Linked DNA regions of Homo sapiens: all the other regions are linked to region 1. Evidence: chromatin loops called from intact Hi-C (ENCODE). Cell type or tissue: mammary epithelial cell. All regions are shown on one strand.

Region 1 (8,000 bases):
AGATATCAACTAGGGTTGCCATTTCCTGCTTCAGTTCAAATCAGACCGATAATTGCGTTCTGCAGTTGTCTCCAGCTAGCTGGTCCTCCCTTCCAGGCCCTCTCTCTGCCAGTCTGCTCTGTGCTTCAGGAGAATAATCCTCCTGCCATAGATTGATGGATGCCTGCACACTGCTTTCACTTCCCATTTTAAGACCTCATCCCTCCAGGCAGCCTCCCTTGGTTTGGAATCTTGGCTGTGAATTGCCAAACCTCAAGCCCCCTGCAGACTTACTTAGCTCTGCGTCCCTATAACATCCCATAGCTCCAGCCGTATCCGTCTGCATCCCAGCCCGCAGTGCGGTCAAGAGCTGTAAAGTCACTTCTCTCCTTCTGGCTGGTTGTTTATGTGGACTGACTGTCCTGCTGGCTGCCTTTGCTGATGAGAGTGTTGCCTTCCACAGAGATCAGGCCACCTGGGAGAGCCACTTCTGTCCACCCATCCCTGAGGGGATGCTTCTCCGTCCCTTCTGCATGCCTCCTGCACTCGGTGGCTGTGCTCTGGGAGAGTTACCCTGCGATCTACACTTTCGGCTGCACCACCCTCTGCAGTGAAGAGTGTCTAAGGTTTCCCTACTGCACAGAACACTCGAGATCCGTGGTGTGACAGGAAGAGCTTTCCAGCTGCGTGGCCTTGGGCCGTCTTACTCTCTGGGCCTCAGTTTCCTCATTGGTAGCATGGAGCACTGAAAGCTACGAACAGGAGCTGTGAGGGTGAATGGAGGATTCATGCCAGAGCCTGGTGGGATGCCCCTGCAGAGCAGATGCTCAGGAAACCCTCCTGCCAGCTCCTGGGGAGCACGGGAGGCGCTGGCTCCTTAGTTCTCTATGGAAGGACGGTTCTGCACCAGATATTATTATTAGAGTCTCTTATTTGGAATTCTGGACTTGTGTGCTCGACAGGGGCCTCAAGTCCCCAGTGTCGCTCAATAGTGACAAACCCAAATAAAAGATCCTGGCAAATGATTAGCAGCCTTTCCTGCTGCTGTGCTCATAAACGCTGTTGCTATTTTTGGGCCAGCATTGTTCAACCTGGATTTAGTTCTCCTTTGCTGTCTATTTTGGCTCTGACCTGCTCTGAAAGGGCAGGCTCCACGCCGGGTGTCACGCCCAATGGCTTCTCCACGGTCTTTGTCCAAATGGACTCAGTGAGGATATCACCAGCGGAAAAGTAAAAGATGAGAGGACTTGAAAAAAATATCTTCCATTCAGAATCTTTTTAAAAATATACTTTCAAACAAAGAGGTATTATAGAAAGCATTTTGCTTTTTCGTTTAAAGCTAAAGAAAATCAGAGTCACCTAGAAATGTGAGTTACTGGAGGAAGAGAGGAATGGTTAAGATCATTCTACAGTGTCTATATGTACTTATATATCCCAGTGTCTGTGTGTACATGCGTGTATGTCTGTGTATGTATGTGTGTCTGTGTGTGTCTCTCCATGTGTCTGCCTATATATCTGCATGTGTATACGTGTGTATGTATATCTGTGTATGTACATGTGTATATATGTGTATGTCCGTGTGTGTCTCTGTGTGTCTCTGTGTGCATGTATGTGTATATGTGTGTCTGTATGTATACATGTATGTCTGTGAGTCTCTTTGTGTGTCTGCCTGCATATCTGCGTGTGTGTGTGTATGCTCTGTGTGCGTTTGTATATGTCTGTGTGTCTGTGTATACACATGTGTGTCTGTGAGTCTCTCTGTAGGCGTCTCTCTGTGTGTCTGCCTGCATATCTGCATGTGTGTATGTGTGTATGGTCTGTGTGTGTTTGTATGTGTGTCTTTGTGTCTATGTGTATTCATGTGTTTCTGTGGGTCTCTCTGTGTGTCTGCTGCATATGTGCATGTATGCATGTGTGTATGGTCTGTGTGTGTTTGTATGTGTGTCTGTGTGTCTATGTGTACGCATGTGTGTCTGTGAGTCTCTCTGTGTGTCTGCCTGCATATCTACATGTGTGTATGTGTGTATGGTCTGTGTGTGTTTGTATGTGTATCTGTCTGTGTCTGTGTGTAATTCTTTATCTCCTCCGTTTTCTGAGCAGGCTGGTCCTTTGAATCCCAGGAGATAATTTTTCCTTATACTTACTAGAGGAGTCTGTCAATACAGTAGAAGCACAATGTAAATGGGGGATTAACACCTTGAGATAATTTGAATCCACTGTCATTCACCCTTTCTGAAATGCACAAGCTTGCAGGCACCTACCCTCCTGCTACAGGACAGAAAAAAACACGGTGGTTTTATTTCCATTTCTTATCACACGGTGTCCACTGCCTGAGCTGCACAGGGAGGCATTTTGTCATTTCACTGTAGGGGTCTCCTGTGGCCCCGAATCTCATGTGTTTGTGTCCCTAGGAGCTGCAGCCCCAACCATGTCATGAAGAGGGGTCGGCACGGGGGCTTCTGGCTGTGGCACACACACGTGTTAACCTATAAGGCTCACTTCCTGCCCACAAGGGTCAGAGTGTTGTTTTTTTTTTTTTGAGACGGAGTCTCCCTCTGTCGCCCAGGCTGGAGTGCAGTGGCGCGATCTGGGATCACTGCAAGCTCCGCCTGCCGGGTTCACGCCATTCTCCTGCCTCAGCCTCCTGAGTAGCTGGGACTACAGGAATCTGCCACCACACTCGGCTAATTTTTTGTATTTTTAGTAGCGACGGGGTTTCACCGTGTTAGCCAGGATGGTCTCAATCTCCTGACCTTGTGATCCACCCGCCTCGGCCTCCCAAAGTGCTGGGATTACAGGCGTGAGCCACTGCGCCCTGCTGAGAGTTTTTTATTGATCATTCAGTGATTCTGAAGGGAAGACAGTTCTACTCTCACTGCCAGTGACAGCACAGCCCAGGAGAGCAAGGGCAGGCTCCTCTCCAGGTGTGGCTGCTCTCCATGGCCTGGGTCATAGTCTGGAGATGACTGAAGAGTTAGTCTTGGGGCTGTTGCTTGTGAGAACTGGAGAGGTGTGTGTCATTATCTGAATCGGCCAGGCCCACGCCAGGGTGAACTGGGCTTACAGGAAATGCAGTCACAGGTGAGACAACCTTTGGCACCAGCTCCCAACTTTCAGTTCAGAGAACGGTGAGTTCCCGGTACAGGGAGTGGAAGCTGATGTCATTGAAAAGATATTGCCTTGCTTTGAAATCAGCAAGCGTGGTCAAAGTTCTCCAGTATATACACACAGAGGAAAAATGTGGCTCTGAATCACCATGGGCAGCTTTTTGATAAACAGATATTCAAAAAAAAAAAAAAAAAAAAACAACAGAAAAAACAGCCCATGTGTGGTTTTTCTGAGAATGCTACACGGCTTTCATATGTGCATTTTGACCCTAATTTCACTTACAACTTTCTCATAAGATACTGTTAGGAGTGAAAAGCCACAATTAGCTCTAGGCCAAGAGTGAATAATTTCAACAGCCTCTCTAAGATGGTTTATATTTTTGGAGCCATATATGGGTGAAAGTAACGATTTCCACAGGAGGACAAACAAAAGGAGATTTTTGCACACAACAGGGAAAAGAAAAAGGTTTAAACTTTCACATGTGAAAAAGTTCAAATTCCCAAGCCTTGCTGAACACAACCCCAGGTAGTTTTAAAATTTGCTTTCAATAAAAATTTATTTGAAATGAAATGCTTTACTAACTTTCATGGCTAAATCAGGAAACACCGTTTTCACTAATTAATATTAAACAGTTGGCGAGCACAGCACTTCTGGATGTGTTCCTTCTTCATAACTAAAAATGAGTGAAATTGTAATTGAATTCTGATGATAATCTTAATAGCATCATTCTCTACGTTGACTCCTTAAAGCAATTTTATATTTGCAAATTGTCTTTGCCTTCCTTTTAGCTTAGTTATATAGCTTGCTTTGCTCAAAGAGTAAAATTAAAGTCTTAACTAATGTCAAATGGTTTTGCTTTTCCTGTGTAAACATAAATATGTTAAGAAATGTATAGTAAGTTATCTTATTTTAATAGAGACTCATCAGTGCTAGTTATTTAGTGCCTCTCAATAGTATTTCTGGCAAACTGCACATGGCCTTCCTCATAGAATGAGGAGTGGGCATTGACATGAATTTCTAAATTGTGGCATTTCCTGGCATGATGTCAGTTGGCTTAATCATCTCAACTGTCAGCTCACACCCTTGACAGCCAGCTCGGGAGCTGGGGAGAGTCCAAATTTGGTGTTCTGAAGGAGCTCACAGGGGTCTCTGGCACGTAATGATCACCTTGAAAGTCATCGATTTCAAAAAGAACATTCCACTGTGGAAGAGCAGCCAAGAGAAGCAAACCTCAGGCACACACAGTCTGTAACAGAAACCGAAACTCCTAGCAGGAAAATACCATGACCTGCAGTGACAGGGCCAGACCATTTCAGTGAACTCAGCATGCAGAACTGTGTGGGGAAGGGCCCCATGAGAGAGTTACTATGATTATTATTAAGAGGTGAAAAACATTCTCTAAAATGGTGCGGTGTCAGAGTTAGTTTCCAGAAGGCTTGCTAACCTGCAGGGGCTGGGGTAGAAAGTCATTCTATAAAAGGCATAGGTGCAGCTGTGACTTCGAACGTTTCCCTGTGGATGAGATGCCCACACATTTCAGGACACATGTACTATGACGTTTTGGGTGCAGAGAAACGCTGCACCAATCACTCAGCTCCTGTCTCTCTGCCATCAATTTTGTCAAATGTCAAAAATCATCTATTCAGAGATGCCTATGTAGAACAGAGGAGGGGACTCTGAGTATTTAGGAATCAGTTTCCTAACTCAGCTCATCACCCTCTCACTCAGGACAACTTCCGCTTGCCTAGTGGGGAGAAGCTTCCAAGTGCAGTGTGGGCACTGGAGGGAATGCCTCGGCCACAGTTCCCGTGGAAATCTCGGGGATTTAAGTCTTTAACCAGCCCCCCAAAGACCACAACCCTCCCTCCACCATCCACTGACAGCTTTCTTGGCTCCCTAAGCTGTTCTGCACTGAGTCCTCAACTTATCTTCTCTGCTGACATTTCCCCTAGTTGTGGTGGTCATGCCCGCCAGGGAGCTGCTCCCTCTGAAGGTGATCCTGCCCCATCTCCGGGCCTCACGGGCATGGCTGCTCCAAAGACCGCGACCAATTTCCTCCTCTAAATCACGTGGGATGCATCCAAGGGCTCCTTGGGGCTCAGCCCTTGTTAAAAGAGTGCAGCTTACAGACCACACACTTCTTTGTAAAAAAAAAAAAAAAAAAGAAAGAAGAAAGAAAGAAAGAAACTCTCGTTGTATTCTTCAAATTCTGGAAGGAGGCAGGACTTAAAAAAAAATTACTGGTAATTCAAGTTCTTCTCCTTAATGTAGAAATAAACCGTGCTGAAATTCCGGTCACAAAGGCCATTGGCTTGGGCCTTCTTAGTCAATATGTATGGCAGACTTTTGAGAGCTTCATTCACCTGTTTATGATAATAATTAGAAGATAGTACAGGTTAGGCATCTCAAATCCAAAACTATGAAATAAAAAATGCTCCAAAATCTGAAACACTTTGAGTGCCGACATGATGCTCAAAAGAAATGCTCATTGGAGCATTTCGGGCTTTGGATTTTCAGATTTGGAATGCTCAAATGGTACGTTTATGATGTAAATATTCCCAAATCCAAAAAAATCTGAAATCTGAAACACTTGGGTGCCAAGCATTTTGGATAAGCAATACTCAACCTATATACACCTATCAATTTGTTCCCAGCTGGAGAGGAAAGAAAAAGTCAACCACACTGATATATCAGCAAATATGTACCAAGCATTTCTGAGTAAGTACAAGTTGTAGAAAGTCAGGGATACCAAGAAAGGACATGAACAATTCTGAAGCAACTTCAAAACGCAGATAACTGATTTTTTTTAAGTAGTAAATACATAAGTATTTACAATGTGCAAAGTATCTTGATAAATTCTATTAATACAAATGAAGGTACACTGACTCCTCTTCTAAGGGAAATTGCAGATGAAGGTAACAGCATAACCCTAGATCCCAAAGGACACTGGGTTCTGGGTTCTGCTTGTTAACACTCAGGTTCTGTTGTGTTGTCACATGGCCGTTGTGTAGGTCACTGTCAGGAGAGTTTTCAACAGAGGCTTCTAGATCAGTGGTTTTGTGTCCAGTTTATTTACTCATGCCTCATACCTTCATTATTGACACCGAAGGTTGGAGAGAAATGAGGTTGAATCACTGCTGTTGAAATTTAAATATCTTCCTGTCTAATCTGTTATTATTTCAGATTTGTATGTGAGGGAAACCCACATGTAGAGAAGTTAGGAAATCTTCCCCCAAATCGCACAGCTGGTAAATTCCAAAATCAGAATTCAAGCTTCAGGGAGTTGAATCCCAAGGCCAGGGACCTGGTTTCCATAGCTCGTCATCTCTGTCTCTGATGTTTTCCTCCCCTCCAGTCCCTGCCGGGACACCTGGGGTGCTCACGGGGCATCTAGCTGTCTATTTTCACAGTCACACACATCTTTAATTTATCAAGGTAGAATGGTGTCTATCATACTGTTTTAATTCTTCTAAGAATGTAGCCTGTATATTATCTATATCAATGAATTAATATCTATTTCTTTAATTGTAAGGTCTACATAATTGTATGAAAACAATGTATGAATGCATACCCGGTTTATAGTGACTATCCCCATTGCTCATGGGGAAGGCTGGGATTAGAAATGCTGGAAGACAGAACACATACGTTTTTAAGGCTTTCTGTATATTTTCTCAAATTTGCTTTAAAAGTGACATCAGTTTGCATTCACATCAACTGCATTTTGGAGTAGACACAGGGCGTTGATTTTACAAATCTGCCGGCATTTGAGGAGTAAGCGTTTGTTCTAAGGCTTAAGCCACTACAAGAACGCACACCACAATGATCAAGCCACACAAAGTCCTCTGGTGACTCATGAGGTTGGAGAGAAATTGCTGCTGTTGAAATTAAAATATGTTCCTCTCAAATCTGTTATTATTTCTGATTTATATGTGAGGGAAACCAACACTTAGAGAAGTTAGGAAATCTTCCCCAAATCACACAGCTGGTAAAGTCCAAAAATCAGAATTCAAGCTCAAGGGAGCTGACTCCCAGGGCCAGCGGCCTGGTTTCCACAGCCCGTTGTCTCTGTCGCTGATGGTTTCCTCCCCTCCCCTCCAGCCCTGCCAGGACATATGGGGCACTCCCCGAAGGGGAGCCTTGGTCACCTGCTTTTTCTTAAATGACACAAGCTCTGGCCACTTGACTTTGTCTCGTTGGCCAGATTCACTGAAGCACTTAAAACACAATGACTAGATTCATTTTTCATGCACAGAACATTCGAGGATCCTGAATGCAAACACTCTTGGATGATCCAGAAGTAGTTCAATCCACAGGGTAAGTATAGTCTGTTTATTTATTATTTATTTATTTATTTATTTATTTATTTATTTTTGAGACGGAGTCTCGCTGTGTTGCCCAGGCTGGAGTGCAGCAGAGCTATCTCGGCTCACTGCAACCTCCGCCTCCCGGATTGAAGTGATTCTCCTGCCTCAGCCTCCCAAGTAGCTAGCTGGGATTATAGGCATCTGCCACCATGCCTGGATAATTTTTGTATTTTTAGTAGAGATGGGGTTTCGCCATGTTGGCCAGGCTGGTCTCAAACTTCTGACCTCAAGAAATCCACCAGCCTCCACCTCCCAAAGTGCTGAGATTACAGGTGTGAGCCACTGCGCCCGGCCCCTAGGATATTTTTTGATGTGGTTTTTGGTGTAGAATGTTTTAGCAGACTAGGATGTGTTTTGAGAAGTCCCTTGTAGGACTTTTCTATTGCTGCAAGATAGTCACGCGTGCAACGAGTGAATGGAGGTGTTTCTTTTGCTTTCTTTTTTTGGCTGTGCAAATACACAGAGCAAAAAAAAAAGCTATTTGAAAAGAATCTACTAGTCTGTTTTTTGTTTTTTTGTTTGTTGTTGTTGTTTGTTGTTGGTTTTTTT
Region 2 (8,000 bases), 530 kb after region 1:
CGTGCAACCACACTGAACAGAAGTGCTGATCACTGGCCATGCTGGGAGTAACAAAAGTTACCTGTTGTTTCCTAACATCTTTTTCAATATGTCTTGACTCTTTTCACCCCATCACTTGATTCTCTCCTACTTCCTAGGATCTGAGAAGCATTTAGAATCAGAAAAGGCAGAATTGGAATCTGAAAGGCAACAGAATCAGAAAATTTGAAAACTGATTAGATTTGGGGATGGAAACGAAGGCCTAAAAGATGACACTAATTTCTCAATATTGATAAGTAGATGAATTACTAATCACACACACCCCATACACACATACTCACACACATATACACACTCATACATACATACGCCACACCCACACACATGCATGTACACATAAACATGCTCGTGCACACACATACATATATGTACGCACTCATCATGCTCATATACACACATACATGCACCACATAAACACACATACATACATGCACCACACCCACATGCATGTACACACATAAACATGCACACACATGCACATACTCATGCTCATGTACACACATGCACACACACGGGTGCACACTCATACAAACACATATACACACACACACCTCCAAAACAACAAAGCAAAAAAAGCATACAAGATTCTTTAAGGAGAGTGTGCATTAAGGAGAACAATCATCCCTGCACTTAGGGAAGGAGAAGGAAAGATGTCACTGGGTAGCAGGGACAGCTGATAAGTGGTCAGGATGGGCACATAAGGATCAGAAGAAGAAAACCCCCAAGAATCAGAAGAGTAGCAGGCCATGAATGCTAAGAGAAGTGCATGTTCTGAGAACTGCAGGCCAGCAGGGTCAGCCTGGTGCAGGCCAAGGAGCAGAAGGACTCAACATAGGAGACTAGATGGAGGGACCAAGGTAGCATGAGGACCTTTGCAGGAAATGTCTCTCTGGTGTAGATAAAGTAGAACATCAGCGTTAGTCAAGAAATAGCCAGGGGTGGGAATGGGGAGGACCAGAATGTAAATAACCACTCCTTCCAAGAAATCTGCCATTACAAGAGTAGTGGGAGATGGTGTATTCAATCAGACACACATGGCTATAGATTAAATGTCATCTGCCTCTGCAAAAAGTGGAGAGTTGGGCCATTTTGTTAGAATAGGCCTAAATATTCTTATGGGACAAAAAGAAAAATAGAAAATAGAATGAGCCTGCTAGTTTACCTCACTCTGTGCACAGTAATTCCGGTGCTGCTTCAGATTGCATTTTAATAATGAGTTACCGCAATGCGATTCCACCCCGTACCCACTAGGGTGGCTATAGTAACTATTTTTTTTTTAATGAACATAACAAGTATTGCTGGAAATGAGGAAAAACTGGAACCCTCACACATTGCTGGTGGGAAAGGACTATGGTGAAACCACTGTATCCACTGTGAAAAAACGGTTGTTGGTTTCTCAGAAAGCTAAAGGTAGAATTACCCTATGACGAAGCAATTCCACCCCAAGGTATATACCCCCCAAAACTGAAAACAGGTGTTCAAACAAAAGCTTGTGTATGAATAATCATAGCGACATTATTCATAATAGCCAAAAGGTAGAAATAAACCAAATACCCATCCACGATTGAATGGATAAACCCAACATGGTCCACCCATACAATGGAATATGATTTAGGCATAAAAAGGAGAAAAACACTAACATGCGCTCCCACATGGATGAACTTGGAAAACGTCATGCTAAGTAAACAAAGCCACACACCATCTGACTCCATTTAGATAAAATCGCGGGAATAGGCAAATCCACACAGACAGAAAGCAAATTGAGAGTTGCTAGAGTCTGCAGAGAGGAGAGAATGGGGAGTGACAGCTTAATGTGTGTGGGGTTTCCTTCCGGAGGGATGAAAACATTCAGGAACCAGAGAGTGATGACATTGGTGCGGCACTGTGCTTGTACTACATGGCTCTGAGTTGTTCAAATTAAATGGTTAAGATGGTAAATTTTTGTATGAATTTTAATAAAGTATTAGTTGGTTGCTTTTTAAAATTGCTTGACCATTTATGTCTTTATAAAGTAAGGAATATGTTTCTTTTAATAGGGCTCAAAAACTAAAGATTCTGAAACAGTCTCTAGATAACCTTGTAACTGCTGCTTAGACTACGAGGTAGTAATCTGACAAATTTCTAAATTACATATGACTTTTAAATTGTTTTTAAAAAATTATTGTATAGTTGGTAAGCTCCTATTTGGAAACAAGGGAATAATGAATTCTTAAAAGAGCAAGATTCTAGAGATTTTCTGTGAGAATCAGAGGATAAAACACTTTTATTAGAGTCAATGAAGCCATGTGCCCCTAAATATTTTATTTTCAAATTTAAAGTGTATGATTGATTGTCCAAGCTGATAATCAGCACCAACCCTCTCTTGTTTTCCTCGTGTATAATTTATATCCTATTATTTTGAAGAAAGACCCAAGGCAACTGTGCTATCCACATGTGTACATTGAGCCGCAGTCTTCCAGCTGTGCAGTTTCCGGAGCATTAAAAGAGTTATTCTCTCTTAAAACACAGGCTCACATGCCTGAAGTCCCACTCTTAGAAAATGATTTGATTTCTCCTTTCATCCAGGATCCTCTGATAAAGTGCCACTAATGACTCCTGGAGACAGCAGAGCAATGGGGCCCAGGCCAACTGCGTCTTCAGAGTCTGCACTTGTGACAGAAGGGGGCATCTATGTGGAAACCTCAGCATCTTCTCAGTGCATCTATTCCACAGCTGATCTGGGCCAGCTTGAGATTCCCTCTCTCACAGCACCCTCCACCCACCTCACGGAGGAGGCAAAACTATCTCTCAACTTTCAGTGTGAGAGTCTGAAAATGGGGAAGCTTTAAGAAAGACAGGTTTTTTTTTTGTCTGTTTGTTTGTCTGTTTTGTTTTTTCCTTAAAGCCCAAGGCTACCATGTTTATTTCTGGCTTTGGGTTTCTTTCTTGAAAAAAACCCTTTGATAGAAAGCACACCTTGAGTGACCTGCGCACCTCTCCTTTGACACAGATCCATTTTGTTTGGGGAAGTTGCATGGGAGGCAGAGTTGAAGCTGCTGCAGAGGTTTGTATTTCAACAGATCATTCCAGCTATCCACGCTCAGCGCCAGGGAATATGGAGACTATAACATAGTATGTGGCTGACGCAAGTTGCCTACATAACTCAGACGAGAGCTCCACACCCTGGGGCTGTGCCTCGCCACTTCTGTGGAAAACATTCTTCAGAGCTCTTTGGAACAGGATGACTCACATCAGGGGGTATTTTTAGGAATCTGTGAACTTGCATTTAGCTTAGAGATGCAAGATCCATCCAGAGGAGCTCTGAGCCATTACACACGGGCTGTTTTGAATGTTGTAATTCAACCACGGTTTCTTGGTCTACGATTGAATCATCCTCCAGTTAAGCATCAGAAGAAAACAGAAAAAGACTGTTGCTACAGCAGGGCATTTGATAACATGCTAAGGAAATCAGTGCCGGCAGCGGCCCCATGTATATTTTTACAGAAGAGCACCTGCTTGTTCCCAGCTCATCTTGCAATACTTGCTTAAATTTTGCAAATTCACTCCTAGAAATTTGTTGGATTGCATTAAAATATCAACACTGAAATTAGAGGCAGGTGTAGTCAAATGCATTAAAATGCCACTCTAAGCAAGGTCAGCTATACATAGTGCTCATTTATTTGCAGCTTACCTTTCAAACCACTGGAGAGAGGGGCAAATTGGAACAGCAGGTGCGGCCTGTGGAAGCTTTAAGCAGCATGAGACAGTTTCCCCCTGGAAGGTTGGGACCTCCCAGATACGTGTGTGTATATTTGTGTGTGTTATGTATGCATGTGTGTTGTATGTGTTTAAGTGTGTGTGGTTTTTTAATTTTTGTTTGTATGTATGTGCATTTGTTGTGTGTGTGTGTTTGTATGTGTGTAGTTTAGTTACTAAATAATCAGTTCCAGGTAAGAACAAATCAGTCCATCCATCAACCAATGAACAGATGAGTTGTAGGCAGACCTTTCAATGCTGAGAAATAGAATCTTTGTTTCAGTGTCAGGATAAGGAAATTCTGCTGTCAAATGTCCAGAGAATAAGGGTTAGCATTATTTGGGCTTGGAGGCAAGAATTTCTCATCTTCCAGTAATGATCAAAACCTGAACAAATCTAATAATATGTAAATGTCCAAAAAAAGAAAGAAAGGAAGAAGGAAGGGAGGAAGGAAGAAAGAAAGGAAGGAAGGAAGGAAGGCAGTGAGGGAGGGAGGGGCAAAAATGGTGAAGTTTATGAATTAAAGGAAAAAGGAAAGATTTTAGTCAACTTAAATATCGTATTTCTTTCACAGCTGAAGTTTTCTTCGTACATGTTTACGTTTTTTTTTTTCTTCCCTGCCTGATATTTTGATTATTTTTGCTGCTGGTTTGCCAGTATGTAAAATTTTCTCACTGACTGTCCCTTGCCAGAACATGGAAGTCTGTGTTGATTGTTACACTACCTGGGTTGACCAGGGTTTAACGTAAATTCATGAACTTAACAGTGGATTCTTCTCCAAGTGGAGCTGTGATGACTAAGAGCACTCCCAGTTGACTTCCATTTCACAAACTTTCCCCCTTTCACTTCAGTATTATTAAAACAGATGGTGCCTTTCCAGTCCAGCAGGGAACTACAAAAACCAATTTTAGAGAGTAAATTGGAAAGTTGATGTTTCCTTTTAAACAAACAAAGGAGAGCTGAACTACCTCAGCCAAGAAAGAAAACCAGATCTCAAATGTTAACCTAAATTCAAACTACTATAAAGCAGTCTTTTGCTGAAAAACAAAGCACAGAACATTACATGGGACCCTTCAGTGAAAACTTTGATCATAGTTTTCATGTTTCTGTCAGGGTGAAAAGAAGAAATAGCAGTCTCTTTTGACAGTATTTTTGGTCTGGCCAAAAATAAGGACGTATCAGATAATCCATGCAAAATGTTGTTTTGATGTAATTTCCAGTCATCTTTCCAGACTCAAAAATATTTGGCTAAGAAGCAGCTGGAGGCTAGAGCCAGAGTTGAGTCTCACATGGTCATTTGTTAAGAACTGTTCATTAGTAAAGTGAATTCTCCAAACATAATTTTGATGTTCAAGTTACAGTCAGATGCTCACATGTAAATGCAAACAGTATAAGAATAAAATAAACTTTAAGAATATTTACTCTTAATTTTCATAGGTGTTATTATTATTATTTTTTGAGATGGAGTTTTGCTCTTGTCACCCAGGCTGGAGTGCAGTGGCCAGATATCGGCTCACTGTAACCTCCACCTCCTGGGTTCAAGCGATTCTCCTGCTTCAACCTCCCAAGTAGCTGGGATTACAGGCGCCTGCCACTATGGCTAGTTGGTTTTTGTATTTTTAATAGAGATGGGGTTTCACCATGTTGGCCAGGCTGGTCTTGAACTCCTGACCTCAGGTGATCCACCCGCCTTGGCCTCCCAAAGTGCTGGGATTACAGGCATGAGTCAACGCACCCAGCCATAGGTGTTATTTTCAAACTGCCAATATGCTTAATTTAGTCACTATCTCTTTGACTCAAAATTCCCATTAAATATATATTTCTGCAGACTGTGTGTGTGTGTGTGTGTAAATATATATATACACCCTTCTGTGTGTGTGTCTGTGTGTGTATATATATGTGTGTATTATACATATGTATATATAATACACACATATATGTATATACACACACATATATATGTATATATGTATATATACACACATATATGTATATACACACACACATACAAAAGGTATTTTGCCGTACTCTCAGAATGGTCAGTGTGTGATATTTACATTTTTCTCCCAGTTACTGCTCTTCAGCTCATGATTACAGAAAACATATATATTTACATATGTGAGTAAATGTATATATGTAATACATATACTTTATGTATACATATTACATATATAATATGTATATTTATCTTATACATAAAATATAGCATTCAATGTGATAATTTGGTTTTGTATATAAATGAAAGCATGCGAAGGAAAATCTTTCAATACACTTGTGTAAGTCGATGATACCTTAAGTCAAGAATAACATGAAACTTACTGTTTCAAGTGTTTTTGAACTCAATGACTCTCAACCCCTGGACAGCTCTGCCTTCCCCGCCCCACACACACCTATCACAGAGCAATCAAGGACAAGAACACACTTGTGTGGCTGGAACTTTGTATAAAGTAAAAATGGTGAAGTCTATGTATTAAAGAAACTCCAAATTAAGTGACAGGAAGACTGACGTCCAGTGTGCCCCCCGGGGCCTGTCTGGGGCCTGTCATTGTGCGTGGTGCAGAACCTGCTCAAAAAGCACCAGTGTATAAATGAATGAATGAGAAACTCTTGAGCTTTGAAAATGTCTTCCCTCCTCTTCCCCAGGTATTGTTCTAGAGAAGGGAGGATGTGAAAAGTAACTGAAATCTGCTGTACGAGTTTTAAAATCACCTGTAATTCTGCTACTCCTATATCACAACTTTTAATATTGTGGAAGATATTCTTCTTGTCAAATTTACTTTTCATTTACCAAAGTGGGAATATATTATACAGTTTCATAAAGTCACATTTTATCTTTCATAATGAGATCAAGCTACATTTCACAAAAAGGAAGAGAGTCTTGGTAGTATTTGCATTTTGTTGTAAACATAGACACCTCCTGGTCCATATATTTGCCTCCAGGGACAGTCACCTTTACTTTTTATCAAGTAGACTACAGGTCCTCCAGCAGCCAGACAAACGTTCTATGTTTCCAAGAAAGTGGCTTGTCTTCAGTTAAATGTCCCAACGTAATTCCATGAAAGCAACAATGCTTTATTGGCTCTGAGTTCATTAGATGGGAAGAATTATCAATCTTCCTCCTCTAACATGTAACAAGGAAGCAAATAAATAGGAAAATACATTTCCAGAAGAGCACGAGTCTTTTGAACCTAAACTTTGTGTTTAGTAGTTTCTTTGACACATTATTGGGTCTCAGGGTGATGGGTGCAACAAAATCTCAGAAATCACCACCGAAGAACTTATCCGTGTACCCAGAAACCACCTGTTTCCTAAAAACTGTTGAAATAAAATAAAATATTAAAAATAAATATTTTTGAATCAATAAATAGTACCAAATTCCAGTGAATCTAATAGGATGTTAGCTATAAAGTTTAACTAAGCTAACTGAATGATTCAATCTGGTAAATAGAGGTTCATATTCTTTGTTGCCATACTAAAACTGTCTGCCAAAAAAAGACATTGTTATTTTAACATAATCAGTATTGAACACTTCCTGCAGACAATAAGTGGTCATTAACTTCATTTACTTCTTGTAGGCATGCTTTATACAGAATCAAAAGGCCATATTAACTGCATAAAAAAGTCCTTATCTTCTCATTTCTTATGTTTATAAATGGCATTGCTATGAGTTTTGCAAAGTGTTGAAAATGTGAGGAAGCTGAGATTACGATTGTCTGTACTCCACAGTAATCTCCTTCCAAAGAATCAAAGGTGTTTAAATAACAATTATTCACCAGCTCACTTATTTTCTGCAATACATTCTTTTTGGTAACAGCTTTATTGAGATATAATTAAAATGTCAAATTCACCCTTTTAAAAAATATACAATTCAGTGGTTTTATTATATTCACAAGGTTGTGCAATCATCACCACAATCAATTTAATAATATTATTATCACTTAAAAAAAAACCCAGTACCTTTTAGCAGTTACGCTCCCATTTTTCTCTAATCCCAGCAGCCCTAGGCAACCGCTAATCTACTTGCTGACTCCAATAGTTTTGCCTGCTCTGGACATTTCATATAAATGGAATCATATAACGTGGTCTTTTGTGTTTGACTTCCTTTACTTAGTATAATATTTTAGAGAGTCGTCCATGTTGTAGCATGTATTCGTTTTTTGTTCCTTTATATGGTTGAATAATATTTCATTATATCAACGTATCACATTTTATGTATCCATTCATTA
Region 3 (8,000 bases), 100 kb after region 1:
GAATCTTCTCGGAAGATTGTGCAATCGTTTGGAAACTGGAAGAAGAAAACTGGAAACTATTACTTGTTTGGCATTTGCATCACCTCGTAGGCCTTCCATATCGCCTCCATCTCCCATTATTTTAGTATTTTTTAGCATTATTGGGAATAATCGCTGAGTAAGGATGAGTGATAATGATATAATCCCTCAGATTAAAAAATAATGAAACATTTTAAGACAGGGGAAAAATAAGACCTCAAAGATTCCGTAATGTATCTTGATTTTATAACAGAACTCAATGAACTTATATGACAATTAGAAGATTAAATACATTTTGTTCTGTTATAAAAATGGTAATTTTTAAAACAGAATCCAATGGACTTATATGACAATGAAAAGATTAAATGTTTTATTGTGTTACAAAAATGGTATTTTTTTTTTTGAAACAGGGCCTCACTCTGTTGCCCAGGCTGGAGTGCAATGGCATGATCATGGCTCTTTGCAGTCTCGACCACTGGGCTTAAGTGATCCTTTCACCTCCACTTCTTGAGTAGCTGGGACCACTGGTGAGTGCCACCACGCCTGGCTCATTTTTAAAGTATTCGTAGAGACAGGGTTTCACTCTGTTGCTCAGGTGGGTCTTGAACTCCTGGGCTCAAACGATGTGCCTGCCTTGGCCTCCCAAAGTGCTAGGATCATAGTCATGAGCCCACCACACCTGGCCAAAAAAAAAAAAAAAAAAAAATGTATTCTTTTTCTTTGCCTTTTGGAAGACCTCTAAGAACAAATAAAAATCATGAGATGTCATTCAAACTACTTTAAAAATATCTCAATACACTAGACCTGGCTCCAGTGTCTCCTGCTGGTGGACGTGATAAAGACACAGTGAGACCCCAGAGACCAGCAAATGGGGAGCCACAGCACCCCAGGACCCAGGGCAACGTAAAGACATGCGTTAGTGAAGGAGCCCAGCCAGAAACAGCACCCTGAGAAAGGCCACCGGGTTCGAGGAACCCAGGAGGAACCCTGTTATCGCCATGAGGCGGTGCCCAAGCAGGGAGGGCACAGGGCAAGAAAACCTGAAGTCGCTCCTCCCTCCCAGACATCTCTACTGTCTTCACTAAGCCAAACTCGTTCAGCTGCCACCTTCCAGGGCCAAGCAGGCAGAGAACGGGGCTGGGCGGTGACGGTGGAGAATAACCTGCACGTGCTTCTGCCCGTTTCCTTTAAATGTCATGTAGCTCAGGCGTTTCCATTTTTAGCACACGTGGACACATGTCAGTCTTTTAAGCTCCTCGAAACAATGAACCATGGATGACCCACATCAGGGAAGAGCTCATGAAGGAGCTGATGTTCCCTCTGTGCCTGGAAGGATTTTAGCACATTTTGCTGCCTGTGAAGCAGAACTTGCACCCGAAAATGTAATGGACCAAATAAGGATAGAAGTTGAGACAAGGTGGGCTGTGTGGGCAGAGGTGGGCTGTCTAACTGGGCAGAGGAAGCAAGGCTTAAAGAGTGATGTGGGCTCAGTCACGCTGGCTCACGCCTGTAATCCCAGCACTTTGGGAGGCCGAGGCGGGCTGATCATTTGAAGTCAGGAGTTCGAGACCAGCCTGGACAACATGATGAAACCCCGTCTCTACAAAAAATACAAAAATCAGCCAGGCATGGTGGCATGCGCCTGCAGTCCCAGCTACTTGGAAGGCTGACGCAGCTGAATTGCTTGTAGTCACAGCTACTGAGGAGGGAGGCAGAGGCTGCAGTGAGCAGAGATCGTGCCATTGCACTCCAGCAGAGTGAGACTCCATCTCAAGAAAAAAGAAGGCCGGGTGCAGTGGCTAACGCCTGTAATCCCAGCACTTTGTGAGGCCAAGGCAGGTGGATCACGAGGTCAGGAGATCGAGACCATCCTGGCTAACATGGTGAAACCCCGTCTCTACTGAAAATACAAAAAATTAGCCAGGCATAGTGGCGGGTCGGTAGTCCCAGCTACTCAAGAGGCTGAGGCAGGAGAAAGGCGTGAACCTGGGAGGCGGAGCTTGCAGTGAGCCGAGATCATGCCACTGCACTCCAGCCTGGGGGACAGAGCAAGACTCCATCTCAAAAAAAAAAAAAAAAAGTGACGTGGTGTGGCCTAGGCTGCGGAAAACATGGTCTGCCTCTTCCAAACTCTTCACTTTTTATCAGGAGAAAGGCTCATTAGCACGAGCTTCCTTTAATGGCTAGCACAAAATAGGTGTTTAATAAATGACCTTGTTGATGAAGAGGATTAATGAACCAAATCCGCATTGTTTTGCTTAATTAGGTATATTTATTTAGGCATGTATTATTAGCAAAACATTTTGGAGATCTGAGGAAATGATCTGGACAATTTTAAGACAGAAATCCTGATATTTAGCTAGCAGTTATTTTAGGTGTAAATAATCAATGATGTTAAGTAGATTCAATTAAATAATTGTTCAAATGTATTTTGCTTCCTTAGACAAAGGGTAGACATAAACTATACCACGTGGCATAGTCTTTTTTGTTCAAAAAGGTAGTCAGTCTGTCTTTGAAAGATCAACTTGACCTAAAATTGTAATTCAGTGTATCTTCATATAAAATTATTAAATTTTTATCTGCAGAATTATTTTCAACAGCATTGATTGCAATAGTTTTGCGATTATGCTTTCCTTTAGATCATAAGCCAATGACTTCTTCCGTCTTACTTTATGCATAATAGAATTGTTATAAGAGAATTAAACCTGAGAGTACTTCCATTATTGGAAGAATTTCTCCTGTCAGCTTTTTGTCAACTGCTTATAAAACTGTAGAAGAAAAATTATTCTTCAATATACGGTTTTCATTATGCATTAGATGCCTTTAATATTCCTAAGTGCCATAATTTCACATATGCCGTGTGTCACCTGGTGTATGTAAACATGAAATTACTTGGAGATTATTGCATAGTTATATCAAAATGCTGAGCAGAAAAAAAAATGACATCCAATATTCACCCAGGGTTTAGACAATACATTTTTGTTTGATGTGAAAGCATTCATAATTTCATCACAGAAGAGCATTTTTCAATGGTGCTCCCAGATTGCCTGTAAAAGATAATTCCTCCCTTGTGGACAGGCTTCTATCTCATGCCCTCCGCGTGCCGCTGGTTTATCTGTGCAGAGAGGGACACCCAAAGGGGGACAGTGAGCCCACTGTGTCTTTTAGAACCCAAAGCGAGTTACTGCAAACCTCAGGCAATTGAAGTGAATATTGGCTAGCTCAAAAGGCTGTGAAGATGACCACCGTATCTATCTGAGTAATTTTTTTCTTCTGTCTCAGTCTTGAAATCAGGCATGGTTATTTTTATTTTCGGTGTATGCAGGCTTAACCTATGTGCTTATATTCACAATGAACTCTTGAATCGGATCCTCTGTGTTTTGCTGGGGAGTATTCATTCCCCACTTGACCTGCTTTGTTGCTCAAAACTTTGTAGCTCATCTTTGCCTTCCCGTCTGTTTATTCTTGGTGTGGGGTTGTCAAGGAGAAATGTTGGAAGGGAGAGAAGGGAGCAGGCATCATAGATGGTATTACAGGCGGCTGGTCTCTCCTCTCTCAGCCAACTATGAGAACTATTTGGGATTGAAGGAGATAAGCTACAGCAAGTCGTTACTTGTCCTGAATGCACGACCTTCTTTCTTTGAGCAAGAGGACAAACCTGGGTAGGGATCTCTATGATGTTTTCTGCGTTGCCCGTGGACGTTCATCTTTCTGATTTGTTAGCTGAAGATGAGGATCTGGAGCAGGAGCTCGGAGTGCCATTGTTCCATGGGCAGATGTGCAGCAGAGATTGTGAGTGGGGTCTGTTGGGGCGGTCAGGGGGCCCTCCTGAGCTGGCCTCTCTCGCCTGCGACTTCACAATGCTTGTTCTGAGTTCAGCGTTTTCACTGGAGAGAGCTACAGCTGGGAAGTGCTGTTTTTTTCTAGGTGCTCTCAGCTGCTATTACCTCTTCTATCTCTTCCTCTGGAAAAATATTAGGGGCCTTTTTGTCTTAACAGAAGAAGAAGTAGATTCATTCATTCTTTTTTTTCTTTTTCTTTTTCTTTTTTTTCAGACAGTCTCGCTCTGTTGCCCAGGCTGAAGTGCAGTGGCACGATCTTGGCTCACTGCAACCTCCACCTCCCTCCCGGGTTCAAGCGATTCTCCTGCTTCAGAATCCTGAGTAGCTGGGATTACAGGCTGTGCCATCATGTCTGGCTAATTTTTGTATTCTTAGTAGAGACGGGCTTCACCATGTTGGCCAGGCTGGTCTCCAACTCCTGACCTCAGGTGGCCCACCAGCCTCGGTCTCCCAAAGTGCTGGGATTACAGGCGTGAGCCACCGCACCCGGCCAATATTCATTCATTCTTTCTCACCTCTTCCTCCGCTCTTTAAGGTTGAGCTTGCCTGGCCCAAGGCACAGAGTTCTGGGAAGGATGGAAGAGAGGGGAAGGGAGAGCACCAACATCACGGACCGCCTTTCACATCAGCGGCAGCAGCAGTAAAACCCCCAGAAAACCTGGGGTAGGCGTGGGGGTCTGTTTAGATCAGCCCTGGAGGCAGCCTCCCATGTCCCTCCTGGACATTTGTTCACCTTCACAGAACCCACTTCTTTCCCATCGTCTGTTCGGATATCTGTTTCCTGCACCGGGCAGGTAGCACAGCACACTCAGGGGTTTCTCTGACTCACCTTGGCAGCCCCAGCCCTCAGCACACTGCCTACCACTTAGTATTTAGAGAACCTATGCCCTTTGAAAAAAGTAGGTAAATAGTAAAATATTATTTTTACCATTGGAACAAACACAATTATATGCTTGATGAAATTCAAACAGTACAAATGCAAGAAAAAAAAGGCTTGTTAGGTACAAATATTGGAAGAAAAGAGCTTGGGGCCAGAAGTGACCCCAGACAGATGGGCTGGGAAAGAAGGGCTTTACAGGGACCTCAGTGGCACACAGGGCCTAGACCCAGAGATGGGGCCTTCTTGACAGGACACCTCTGTCCAAGGGCATGGGTTGCGCTCATGTCTCTGTAACATATTTCAAAAAGGATGCAAAGAAACCCAACTTTTCCGGAGAAAGTGGCAAAAATAATGAAGAGTGGTTGACCAGAAGGCTTAGGGCCCTGGGACTGTGTTGCTAGAGAGTAAGAACCACCTGTCCTTGAGCAAACCAAACTGGCTTTGATCTTCTGCCCTTCTCTGTAGAGGACTGAGCAGGAGGAAATAAGAATTACATGAAGAGCTTCCTAGGGAGCTTCCGGAAGAAAATCTTAGTCCCCTGCCCTGGACACTTTCGCCAGTCAAGGGCAGAAGGTGGCTAAACAATAGGACGGTTGAGTATCCCTTATTCATAGTGCTTAGGACCAGAAGAGTTTTGGATCATGAATTTTTTTGGAGCATTTCAGATTTTCACAGCCGCAGGTAGGGGGACAGGTTGATGAAAGCCCCGCTGTGTCCCGTGATTTGTGACAGATATCTGTTTTCTTCCTCATTCCAATGCATCATCTTGGATTTTGGAATATTTGCATTATACTTATCAGTTGAGCATCACAAATTCAAAAATCCAAAATCTGAAATGCTCCAAATAAGAATTTCCTTTCAGCCTCATGTCGGCATTCAAAAAATTTCAAATTTTGGAGCATTTTGGATGTCAGATTTTCAGACTTGAGGTGCTCAGCCTGTACAGGTTATTCAGGCTCCTGAATTCTGTGATTGCTTTTTTTTTTTTTCTAGAGCAAAGTTCCATAAAGAGCAGATGGAGAGGTGTTGATTAGCAATCAATTAATTAGTTGATATTTATTGGACCCTTAACTCTGTGTCAGGTATGGCTCTAAGGGCTTGTAAAAGCATCAAATCAATTTATCCAGGCCTCATACTGCCCACTCCAGCATGTACTATTATATTATTAGCCCATTTTATAGATGAGGAACCTGAGGAATAGCAGTGTTGAATCACTTGCCCGACGTTGTATTTCTTGAGTATGATTGTAGGTATTAGACGGGGTTCTGAAACAGGGCAAGGATGCAATTGAAATAAAGAAGGAAACAGATACCTGTCACAAGTCACTGGATACAGCTGAGCTTCTATCAACACAACTCAAGTGTGTGCATCTGGTACCTGTCAAGTTAGAGAAATTGGTTGTTGTACAACATGACCTCATAATCAAAATATTGTATCAGAGTGCCTGCTGGTAGCAGATATCCAAACTTCTCTTGTCTCTTGTTCAAGATCAATTGTCTCCTAGCTCATTTGATTCAGTTTGGAGATCATTTGGTTCCATGGACAACCTCTATTGGTGTTATATCTGGGGAAGTGCTTGCCTTGGTCCTGGACTTGATACCACTAAAGCTGATAATGAGAACAGAGTAGGGTTCTATTAGGTGAGAGCAAGGGTTCAGATGGGAGCATGTTAGGAAGCCCCCCATCTCTTCCAGCACTTGCCTCATCCAGCCTTAGCTGGAGCTGCAGATGCACCTGCTGGTGACACTCAAGCACCACCCGGTGTGGCCTGCAAGGCCCTGTCAGGGTGGGCTCTCCTTCCTGTCTTGCCAGCATCGTCACACAGCTATGCCCTGTGTTCATCTGGCAGTGGCATGCTAGCTGCATTTCCAGGCTCAGCTATGTCTCCTCCTGCCTCAGAGCCTCTGCATGCATGTGCTCCTGCCGGGAATTTTCTTGCCCCGGTTCTTCCTGTGGCTGGCTCCCTGCCATCCTCCTCCCTGCCATCCTCTGCTCTATTCAAGTGTCACCTTCTTAGACGTGCCTTTCCTTATAGCCCCCGAGTGATGGCCTCTCCTCCCCAAGTCACACTCTACACTTGCTTTATTTTCTTCTTACCTTGTATTGAAATTTGAAATTGTCAAGTTCACTGATTTACTTGTTTATGATTTGTCACCTTTCACTAAAATGTAGGCTCCATGAAGGCAGAGCCCTACCTCTCCTATTTACTGGTCTATGCTCAAGTCCAGGAATAGTATTTTCTCAATAAATATTTAATGAATTGACAGATGAACTGGTGATGAAGGTTCTAGTTAAAAAACAAAAAAGAAAAGTGGTATTTTGGTAAAAAAAACAAAACAAAATGAAACAAAATAACACAAACAACTCTGATTTGTAGTGTTGGCCAATTTCCATGGTGTAAATATTCTTATCATAGTCATTAGTAGCTTCAAATTTACACCACAGAAATCAGACAATACTACAGCATGCAGTTATTTTCTGTTTGTATTAACAGTTGGGGCCTATTAAACTAGCAGATTTAGGCAAAATGGTGATGTGAGTTTATCCAGGCTGGTGGGGATTTAGAAGTTAAAGATCAATAGCCAGATATGGTGGCACATGCTTGTCATCCCAGCTACTTGGGACGCTGAGGCACGAGAATCGCTTGAGCCTGGGAGGTAGAGGTTGCAGTGAGCTGAGATGGTGCCACTGCACTCCAGCCTGGGTGACAGAGCAAGACTCCATTCCAAAAAATAAATAAAATAAAATAAAACAAACTTAAAGATCAAGAATTGTCAAGAAAAACCAATGTAAAGCATTTCCTGTCATGCTTTCTGTAAGCATTTCATGTAGATGATGTCTTCCAATCTCCCAGGACTCTAGGAGTGAGATATTCTCATTCTCATTTTATAGGTGAGTTACTGAGATTCAGAGAGGCTAGTAACATGCACGTGTTCACATGGTTGGTTAGGAATGATACTGGGATCTCTTTGGAAGCCTTGATACTGGTCCAGTTGATGAAATACTCCCTGGTCTGCCCATATTTATAAAATTTTTATGAGACCTAGATGCTACAGGAGGCCTCCCTCCAACTCCCAGGTAAAGCTATGTGATTTGATTCCATGCTCCAGTTCCAGGGTCCATGAAATTTCTGCTGAGAGGCACAGTTCATCCTGTTAGGCCATGGAGTGTGGTGGGATGGTGGGCAGGTTTGCAAGTGCTGGGGTTATACTGTCTAGGTTTCGAGGCTGATTTCTGACTTACAAGCTGAGTGGTGTTAG

The links. A loop is a pair of places that touch in the nucleus more often than their neighbours do. Peaks named below come from ENCODE experiments on the same cell type or tissue, not always from the same donor. Only the 100,000 strongest peaks of a DNase experiment are listed, where the experiment ranks them.
Region 2: a loop joins it to region 1, with 10 times the contacts of the local background. A loop is called at or near these places in 6 of 110 quality-filtered maps.
Region 3: it touches region 1 in a loop (5-fold over the local background); 15 of 110 quality-filtered maps call a loop at or near these places.

The regions. Positions count from the first base shown.
Region 1 is chr10:3,807,234-3,815,233 of GRCh38, forward strand. It overlaps LOC105376364 (a long non-coding RNA gene), which reads left to right. Exons shown (of 2, transcript XR_930580.3): 2 at 443-1,284. Among named protein-coding and RNA genes, the nearest start is that of LINC02639, 23 kb to the right of the region's middle. RefSeq lists enhancers at 2,162-4,438, 2,162-2,487, 2,615-3,814, 4,102-4,351, 4,652-4,811 and a cis regulatory region at 2,882-3,227. In mammary epithelial cell, no CTCF peak of the experiment used is centred here; DNase peaks (open chromatin) are centred at 3,078 and 4,258; H3K27ac peaks cover 6,367 bases.
Region 2 is chr10:4,341,448-4,349,447 of GRCh38, forward strand. No RefSeq gene overlaps it. Among named protein-coding and RNA genes, the nearest start is that of LINC00703, 39 kb to the right of the region's middle. RefSeq lists an enhancer at 2,632-3,831. In mammary epithelial cell, no CTCF peak of the experiment used is centred here; a DNase peak (open chromatin) is centred at 3,254; H3K27ac peaks cover 2,625 bases.
Region 3 is chr10:3,908,367-3,916,366 of GRCh38, forward strand. It overlaps LINC02660 (long intergenic non-protein coding RNA 2660), which reads left to right and starts at 3,657. Exons shown (of 3, transcript NR_183984.1): 1 at 3,657-3,680. RefSeq lists a silencer at 1,178-1,397. In mammary epithelial cell, no CTCF peak of the experiment used is centred here; a DNase peak (open chromatin) is centred at 3,555; H3K4me3 peaks cover 750 bases; H3K27ac peaks cover 1,913 bases.